Regions from separate parts of the Homo sapiens genome. Here all the other regions are linked to region 1. Evidence: read pairs that join two places in POLR2A ChIA-PET (ENCODE). Cell type or tissue: OCI-LY7. All regions are shown on one strand.

What was found. ChIA-PET counts read pairs that join two places held together with the same protein. Peaks named below come from ENCODE experiments on the same cell type or tissue, not always from the same donor. Only the 100,000 strongest peaks of a DNase experiment are listed, where the experiment ranks them.
Region 2: POLR2A ChIA-PET joins it to region 1 with 7 read pairs; 7 of 35 experiments call an interaction of 5 or more read pairs at or near these places.
Region 3: POLR2A ChIA-PET joins it to region 1 with 5 read pairs; 2 of 35 experiments call an interaction of 5 or more read pairs at or near these places.

Annotation. Positions count from the first base shown.
Region 1 is chr9:37,385,310-37,387,809 of GRCh38, reverse strand. The region is part of intron 2 of LINC01627 (long intergenic non-protein coding RNA 1627); the gene reads left to right. The region is part of intron 2 of LOC124902153 (a long non-coding RNA gene); the gene reads right to left. Among named protein-coding and RNA genes, the nearest start is that of LINC01627, 8.2 kb to the left of the region's middle. RefSeq lists an enhancer at 1,824-2,324. In OCI-LY7, a CTCF peak has its summit at 1,435 (motif pointing right); a DNase peak (open chromatin) is centred at 1,409; H3K27ac peaks cover 1,358 bases.
Region 2 is chr9:37,457,571-37,460,070 of GRCh38, reverse strand. The region is part of intron 1 of ZBTB5 (zinc finger and BTB domain containing 5); the gene reads left to right. Among named protein-coding and RNA genes, the nearest start is that of ZBTB5, 6.6 kb to the left of the region's middle. In OCI-LY7, no CTCF peak of the experiment used is centred here; no DNase peak of the experiment used is centred here.
Region 3 is chr9:37,208,648-37,211,147 of GRCh38, reverse strand. The region is part of intron 2 of ZCCHC7 (zinc finger CCHC-type containing 7); the gene reads right to left. Among named protein-coding and RNA genes, the nearest start is that of ZCCHC7, 89 kb to the right of the region's middle. RefSeq lists a silencer at 782-1,076. In OCI-LY7, a CTCF peak has its summit at 992 (motif pointing right); a DNase peak (open chromatin) is centred at 967; H3K4me3 peaks cover 2,402 bases; H3K27ac peaks cover 2,500 bases.

The DNA.
Region 1 (2,500 bases):
GTGTGGGCAGGAGGTCCTGGGTTTCCTTCCAAGTGCCAGGTGAGCTTGCTCCTGACTCTGAGACCCCATTCCCTCTCCCCCTGGTGGGGTTCCTCAAGAGAAAATGCCACTGCACTTCTGTGAAGTGGGCAGTCAGGGCCCTGGGCACTGGAATGGGTGACGTGCCCAGAGCAGAGGGCTCAGCGGGGCTCCTGAGTTGGCATCAAGACTCAACAGAGGCCGGGCACGGGGGCTCACACCTGTAATCCCAGCATTTTGGGAGGCCAAGGTGGGCAGATTGCCTGAGTGCAGGAATTCAAGATCAGCATGGACAACATAGTGAGACCCCGTCTCTACGAAAAAAACCATAGCTGGGTGTGGTGGCACTCAACTGTGGTCTCAATTACTCAGGAGGCTGAGGTGGGAGGATTGCTTGAGCCCAGGCGTTCGAGGCTGCTGTGAGCTATGATCGCACCACTGCACTCTAGCCTGGGCAACAGAACTAGACCTTGTCTCAAAAAAAAAAAAAGAAAAAGAAAAAGAAAAAAAAGACTCAGCAGGGCTGTCCCCAGGGCAAAGCCAAGGGCCAGTGAGGACGTCATGGGAATGCAGCGTGATGAAAGAGAACGTTTTCTCTCAGAGCTGCTCGAGAAACATGGTGCAGCCACTGTGGGAAACCAGATGGCAGTTCCTCAAAAAATTAAATGTAGAACTGCCATATGGTCCAGTAGCTCCGCCTCTGCATACCCAAAATAATTGAAAGCAGTGGCCGGCGTGGCTCATCACTGTAATCCCAGCATTTTTGGGAGGCTGAGGTGGGGGGATCACTTAAAGCCAGGAGTTCGAGACAAGCCTGGGCAACACAGCAAGACCCTGTCTCTACAAGAAATAAAAAGATTAGCTGGGTGTGGTGGTGCCCACCTATAGTCCCAGCTATTCAGGAAGCTGAGGTGGGAAGATTGCTTGAGCCCGGGAGATTGAGGGTGCAGTGAGCTATGATCGCACCTTCTCCAACCTGGGTGATAGAGCGAGACCCTATCAAAAAAAACCCCAAAAAACAAAAACAAAAACAAAAACAAAAAAAAAAAGCAGGTTTTTTTTTTTTTCTAATACAGAGTCTCACTCTGTTGCCCAGGCTGGCATGCAGTGGCATGATCTTGGCTCACTGCAGCCTCCGCCTCCTGGATTCAAGCAATTTTCCTGCCTCAGCCTTCTGAGTAGCTGGGATTACAGGCGCCCGCCACCATGCCCAGCTAATTTTTGTATTTTTAGTAGAGATGGGGTTTCACCATGTTGGCCAGGCTGGTCTCAAACTCCTGACCTCAAGTGATCCGCCCGCCTCAGCCTCCCAGAGTGATGGGATTACAGGCGTGAGCCACATGCCCTGCTAAAGCGGGTCTTACATAGGCGCTTGTACACCAGTGTTCACAGCAGCATCACTCACAATAGCCACAAGGTGGAAGCCACCCAACTATCCATCCACGGCCAGATAAATGGATAAGCAAAATGTGGTGTGTACAAGCAATGGACTATTATTCAGCCTTAAAGAAAAATGGGAATCCGGACATATGCTGTCACAGGGATGAACCTTGAGGACATTATGTTAAGTGAAATAAGCCAGACACAAGGAAAAAAAAATACTGTGTGATTCCACTCACATGAGATGCTTACAGCAGTCCAGTCCAATTCATAGAGACAGAAATGGGGGTGGTGGTTGCCAGGCGTTCAGGGGAGAGGAGGAATGAGGGAATATTGTTTAATGGGTAAAGAGTATCAGTTTGGGAAAAAAGTTCTGGAAATGGATGGTGCTGATAGTTGTACAACAATGTGAATGTGCCTAACGCCACTGAACTGTACACTTAAAAATGATTAAAGTGGTAAAATGTAGGTTATGTATATTTTACCACAGGAAAAAAAAAAGCTGTTCAACAGTGACTTGGGCTGCCTTGGGAAGTAGTGACCTGTCCATTAGTGGAGGTGTGGAAGTGAGGCTTGGACACTTGCTGGACGCTGGGGAGGTACGCGAGGATGAGGGAGAAGAGCAGAGGGTCATCCTGTGATTTGGGTCAGGATGGGGATAACAAGAGTGGTTGACATTTTTTGAGCTCTTATTTGTGTGCTGTGCCCTGAGCTAAACAATTCACGTAGATGGTCTCTTTTTCCCCTGGAGCCACTGAGGCAGGGTCTGTGTTATCCCACAGACTGACAAGGCCACAGCCCTGGTGGGCATCAGTCATTGCCACCTGCCCAGATCCCCTTCCAAGAAGGACGTGCTGCCCAGCAGCTGGGCAGGCGGTCAGCATACGGCCTTAAGTGACCAGCCCTGTAGGACAGCCTCAGCTGCTGAGATCACCCAGCCTGAGGTCACACCCTTCCCAGGGCAGCCCACATCCAGCCACTGATCTGCATGGGGGTACAAAGGCCTGGCCGTCTCTGCATGAAACTCCACGTTCAGAACTTTTTTTTTTTTTTGAGACAAGGCCTTGCCCTGTCGCCTAGGCTGGAGTGCAGTGGTGCAATC
Region 2 (2,500 bases), 72 kb before region 1:
AGCTTGAGACTAGCCTGGCTAATATGATGAAACCCAGTCTTTACTAAAAATTAAAAAAAATGGCCTGGCGCAGTGGCTCACGCCTGTAATCCCAGCACTTTGGGAGGCCGAGACGGACAGATCATGAGGTCAGGAGATCGAGACCATCCTGACTAACAAGGTGAAACCCCGTCTCTACTAAAAATACAAAAAATTAGCCAGGTGTGGTGGCGGGCGCCCGTAGTCCCAGCTACTTGGGAGGCTAAGGCAGGAGAATGGCATGAACCCGGGAGGCAGAGCTTGCAGTGAGCCGAGATCGCACCACTGCACTCCAGCCTGGGCAACAGAGCAAGACTCATTTCAAAAAAAAAAAAAAAAATTAGCTGGGCATGGTGGTGCACGCCTGTAATCCCAGCTATTCGGGAGGCTGAGGCAGGAGGATTGCTTGAACTGGAGGTTGCAGTGAGCTGAGATTGTGCCACTGCACTCCAGCCTGGGTAACAGAGTGAGACTCTGCCTGAAAAAAAAAAAAAAGTTTCTTGATCTGTCAGGGGTAAAAGACATGTTTAAAAGTTGTTTATGCTACACATCAGTTGGGATTGGAAAGAAAAGAAAACTTTTTTTTTTTTTTGAGATAGAGTTTTGCTCTTGTTGCCCAGACTGGAGTACAGTGGTGCGATCTTGGCTCACTGCAACCTCTGCCTCCCAGGTTCAAGCGATTCTTCTGCCTCAGCCTCCCGAGTAGCTGGGATTACAGGCATGTGTCACCACGCCCCACCAATTTTTTGTATTTTTAGTAGAGACGGCTTTTCTCCATGTTGGTCAGGCTGGTCTCAAACTCCTGACCTCAGGTGATCCACCTGCCTTGGCCTCCCAAAGTGCTGGGAGTACAGGCTGAGAAGCAGGGGCTGGCATGCCCATGCCCTGTTTTACATTTTTTGTAAATCTCTTTAATATGTAGTTTAATAGAAGACAGCTGGATTCCATTAAATGCTTCTGCATTCATTTTGCCGTGATACACTATTTTGATTAAAATATACCAAAAAACTCCAGCATCACACAAATATGTAGTTGGAAAGGGAGGATTATTTCAGTAGATTTTTCAGATAATTTTGGATATTCTTACTCTGATACTGTACCAAAACTCCACAAGTGGTATTTTCTTAAGTGATTAGTGCAATGTGGAATCTGAAATTATGTCAATGAACTTTTCATATTCTGTTGCATTAAAATACATTAGCTTATGTTTTGTACCTTGAATGAATTTTTACCCATACCTTGTTTTATAGCATTATTGTTACATGGCTACATGGTCATTTGGAAAATACTGATTTCAGAGTTATGCAGATCTTCCAAACGTTGACTCATTTATTATACAATGTAAAAAAATCACATTTCATTAATATCACCAATGATCTGTCAGAAGAATTTGAGCATGTGGGAAGCTGTCAAGCTCACAGTGACAGATACAAGTTTTCCAAAATACTAATTTTCACCTGAATTCTCAAACTTTTTTATTGGCAATAAGTAGTACTAAGTTATCTTATTTAAAATAACAGGCTTGTTTCATTCATTTTTTCATTCATTTTCAAGAAAATGGTAAATACTTCTAAATAACCATAGTTTGTCATTCGTTCTTTCAAGTAAAAATAGTGTCCCATGAGAAAAGCAATTAGTTGAGCCACCTCAAAAACTGCACAAGTGCTTTTTCTTGAGGCAACTTGTATTTCAGAATGCAGGAGGAAAACTTCAGGTGTACTTCCCATTTTATCACACATATTGAAAACAGGTACTCAAGAGTTGAGACTTAATAACAGATGTAGGGAAGGGGAGGCTGGGTCTCCATTGGAGTGAGCATTTGGTTAGTAGTAGCTGTGTTCAGCACAGATGTTTGGCATTCTGACCTGATTGTTCCTGCTGCCTAGCTTAATTTCTTCCCAGTTCAATCTTACGTATCCAGCCTTCCCATCAATTCCATGATCAAACTAATAGCCTTTCAGTAAATTACTTTTATGTTTAGGATCAATTTTTGTTGCTGCAACCAATGACTCTGGCTGATGTGCTGCTTAAACTTAAGAAAAAAACCCTAAAATACTTTTTAAGAAAGTAATCTCAAAAGTGATGATAGCCTTTAGTTCAAAAGTATGTGCCTCATGGTTAACCTTTCTGATGACTTGTAATTATTAACATCAGTTATGAGCAGTCACTATCCAATACCTACCTTTCTAGCCATACTATTTTCCAGCCAAATCGAATACATTGCTTTACCCACCTCAACCCCTTCTCCACCTTTACCTCTGTCTAGGGGTTTGTCCAAATCCAACCAAGACCTAGCTCTGTTGTCAACGCTACCATGAAGCTAGAAATAACCTTTGCCTTCTCCAAACCATTGAGAGGTTCTTTCACCTCTTATGTGGCACTTAGTGCCTTCCACTTTGTAATATCGTTATTCATGTATATCTTATTTCCACTAAATACCTGTGACAGTTAGTACTGTCCCATACAAATCTATGCTCCACAG
Region 3 (2,500 bases), 180 kb after region 1:
AACACTTAATTCCCAGCTTACTGGAAATTCTTTAGAAATAAAAATAAAATGTTTAAAACTGTCACACTGTTCCAGCTAACCAGCAAAACTCACTATATGAATGATCAACTGGAGACATTAGCATTCCTGGCAGAAGGAACTACACAGAAAAGTAAAGCCACAAGAAAATGTTTAAGTATAAGGCCCTAGGGAGTATGTGTACAGGAGAAAGAGGCAGAGACAGACTGAAAGACATAGAGACTAATCATCTGACCAGACAAATGGAGTGACTTTCAAACCTCTTTTAGTTATAGAGCCCTATTTTAAAGAAACCAAAATATGCAAAAGAGATTAAAGCCTAAAGGTTGAGGATAGAAATCTGGTGACTTGACCCCTACCTTTCCAAGGGAATGCCTAAGAGGCTTCAAAAAAAACCTGTTTAGAAACCAGTGGAATAGGGTAGAGAAAATCTGTGAGGGGACTAAGAAATAAGATTTTAAAAAGTAGGTTGGGGCATATTATGAATTGCCTTAGATGCTGGTTAAATAGTTATATTTAGTAGATATCAGGGAGCCATTGCAGATGTCAAAATGGGAGGGAAATGAATGATGTAATGCACACAAGAAACAAATGAAATAAACCTTGTTCATTATTATACACTACTCCTGAAAAATCTTGGTGTTTTCTACATAATCTTATTTATCACATGAAAAAGATCAGTAATATAAGATAGGATGAACAGTATGAGGGCTAAATATAGTTTAGTGAAAGGATACATTTTAATATTATAAATACTAAATGTTCATAGATGTGGTTATTTCTCACTGAAAAAGTACAGCCTCTTCTATGAGTCTCTTGAAGGTCCACGGCTGCAAATGCAGACTTTTAGATGTCATTCTCCGTGTCAAGTGGCAGCCAGCAGTCACACCAACTGTCAGTTTGACAAGTCCTCTCTTAGCATTCAGGGATAAAGTGCACATACACAACACCCTTCCTGACAAAAAAGAAGCCAGGGAGATGAGAGCCAGCCACTAGAGGGAAGACAATCAAGCTGGCAGGAAAGGACTGGCTATGACAATAAACCAGAGAGCCAAGAAAGGGTGAAAGAAAGCTTGCTCACTCTGAAGCCAAAAAATAAAAAAATAAAAATAAATAAAAAAACAGGAAGAAGAAACAGAAAAAGAAAGAAACCTAATCCTATATCATGGGGTCAAATGAAGAGAAAAAAAAACTGTCCTTGGTGGATTCAAAGAGAAACCAATAATCCAGAAAGGCTTCTGACTTCATGTATTACTATCTGCCCAAGTAATCTGCCCACAAATAATCTTTAGCATGAACATGTCCACTCCAGTAACTTATTCTCTCCAGAACACACCCCTACCTAACTACTCCACACTTCTCCAGAGTCCTAATGCTGCTATATGCCCACTGATTTCCCTTATAAACACAAATATTTATCCAGTTTATTCAGTCATGCATTCAAGAAGTATTTGAGTACTGTTTCTAGGCCCTGGGGATGCAGAAATGAAACAAAAAGGGTTCTTCTTTAACAGGTAGAGTGAAACCATTAAATACATATATACACACATGTGTATACATACATATGCATATAAAACATTAAGAAAAGGGGGAGAGAAAATGAAAAGGGTAGACAAAGATGTTATTTTATACAGGTGAGGGGAATTCTCTCTGATGATATTTGAGCAAGATTGAAAAAATTGAGGAAGACAGCCATGTAAATATTGAGGTTGGAAAGCATACACAACAGAGGGCACGATACCTGCAAAAGCTCTAAGACAGGAATATACTTGGAACTTTAAAAAAAAAATGGCCAGGCGTGGTGGCTCATGCCTGTAATCCCAGCACTGTGGGAGGCCGAGGTGGGCAGATCACAAGGTCAGGAGATCGAGACCATCCTGGCTAACACGGTGAAACCCCGTCTCTACTAAAAATACAAAAAGTTAGCCAGGCGTGGTTGTGGGCGCCTGTAGTCCCAGCTACTCGGGAGACTGAGGCAGGCAAATGGCGTGAACCTGGGAGGTGGAGCTTGCAGTGAGCTGAGGTCGCACCACTACACTCCAGCCTGGGCAACAGAGTGAGACTCCATCTCAAAAAAAAAAAATTGCGGTTGTATTTTATTATGCCAGCCCCAGTAAAAACAGAAAAGAATAAAGTTATTAATATTTTTTAAAATTTTTTAAAAAGAAGTCAATGTGGCTGAAGCAGAGCATTGATAGGTGATAGTATTAGGAGATAAGATCAGAAAGATAAAGAACCATATCATATATAGCCTTTTTTGCCATGAAATGAATGAGCTGTGTGCAAAGAAATGACATTGTCTGATTTATGTGTTAAAAGGACCTCTCTAGCTGCTTGGTGGAAAAATGAAGAACAAAAATCTAGACACCACTCCAACAGTTCAAACTATGATAATGGTGAATTGGAACAAAGTGATGGCAGAGTAGATGGGTAAGAAGTAACCAGGTTCTGATTCTAAGTATATTTCAAAGGCTTAAAGTGA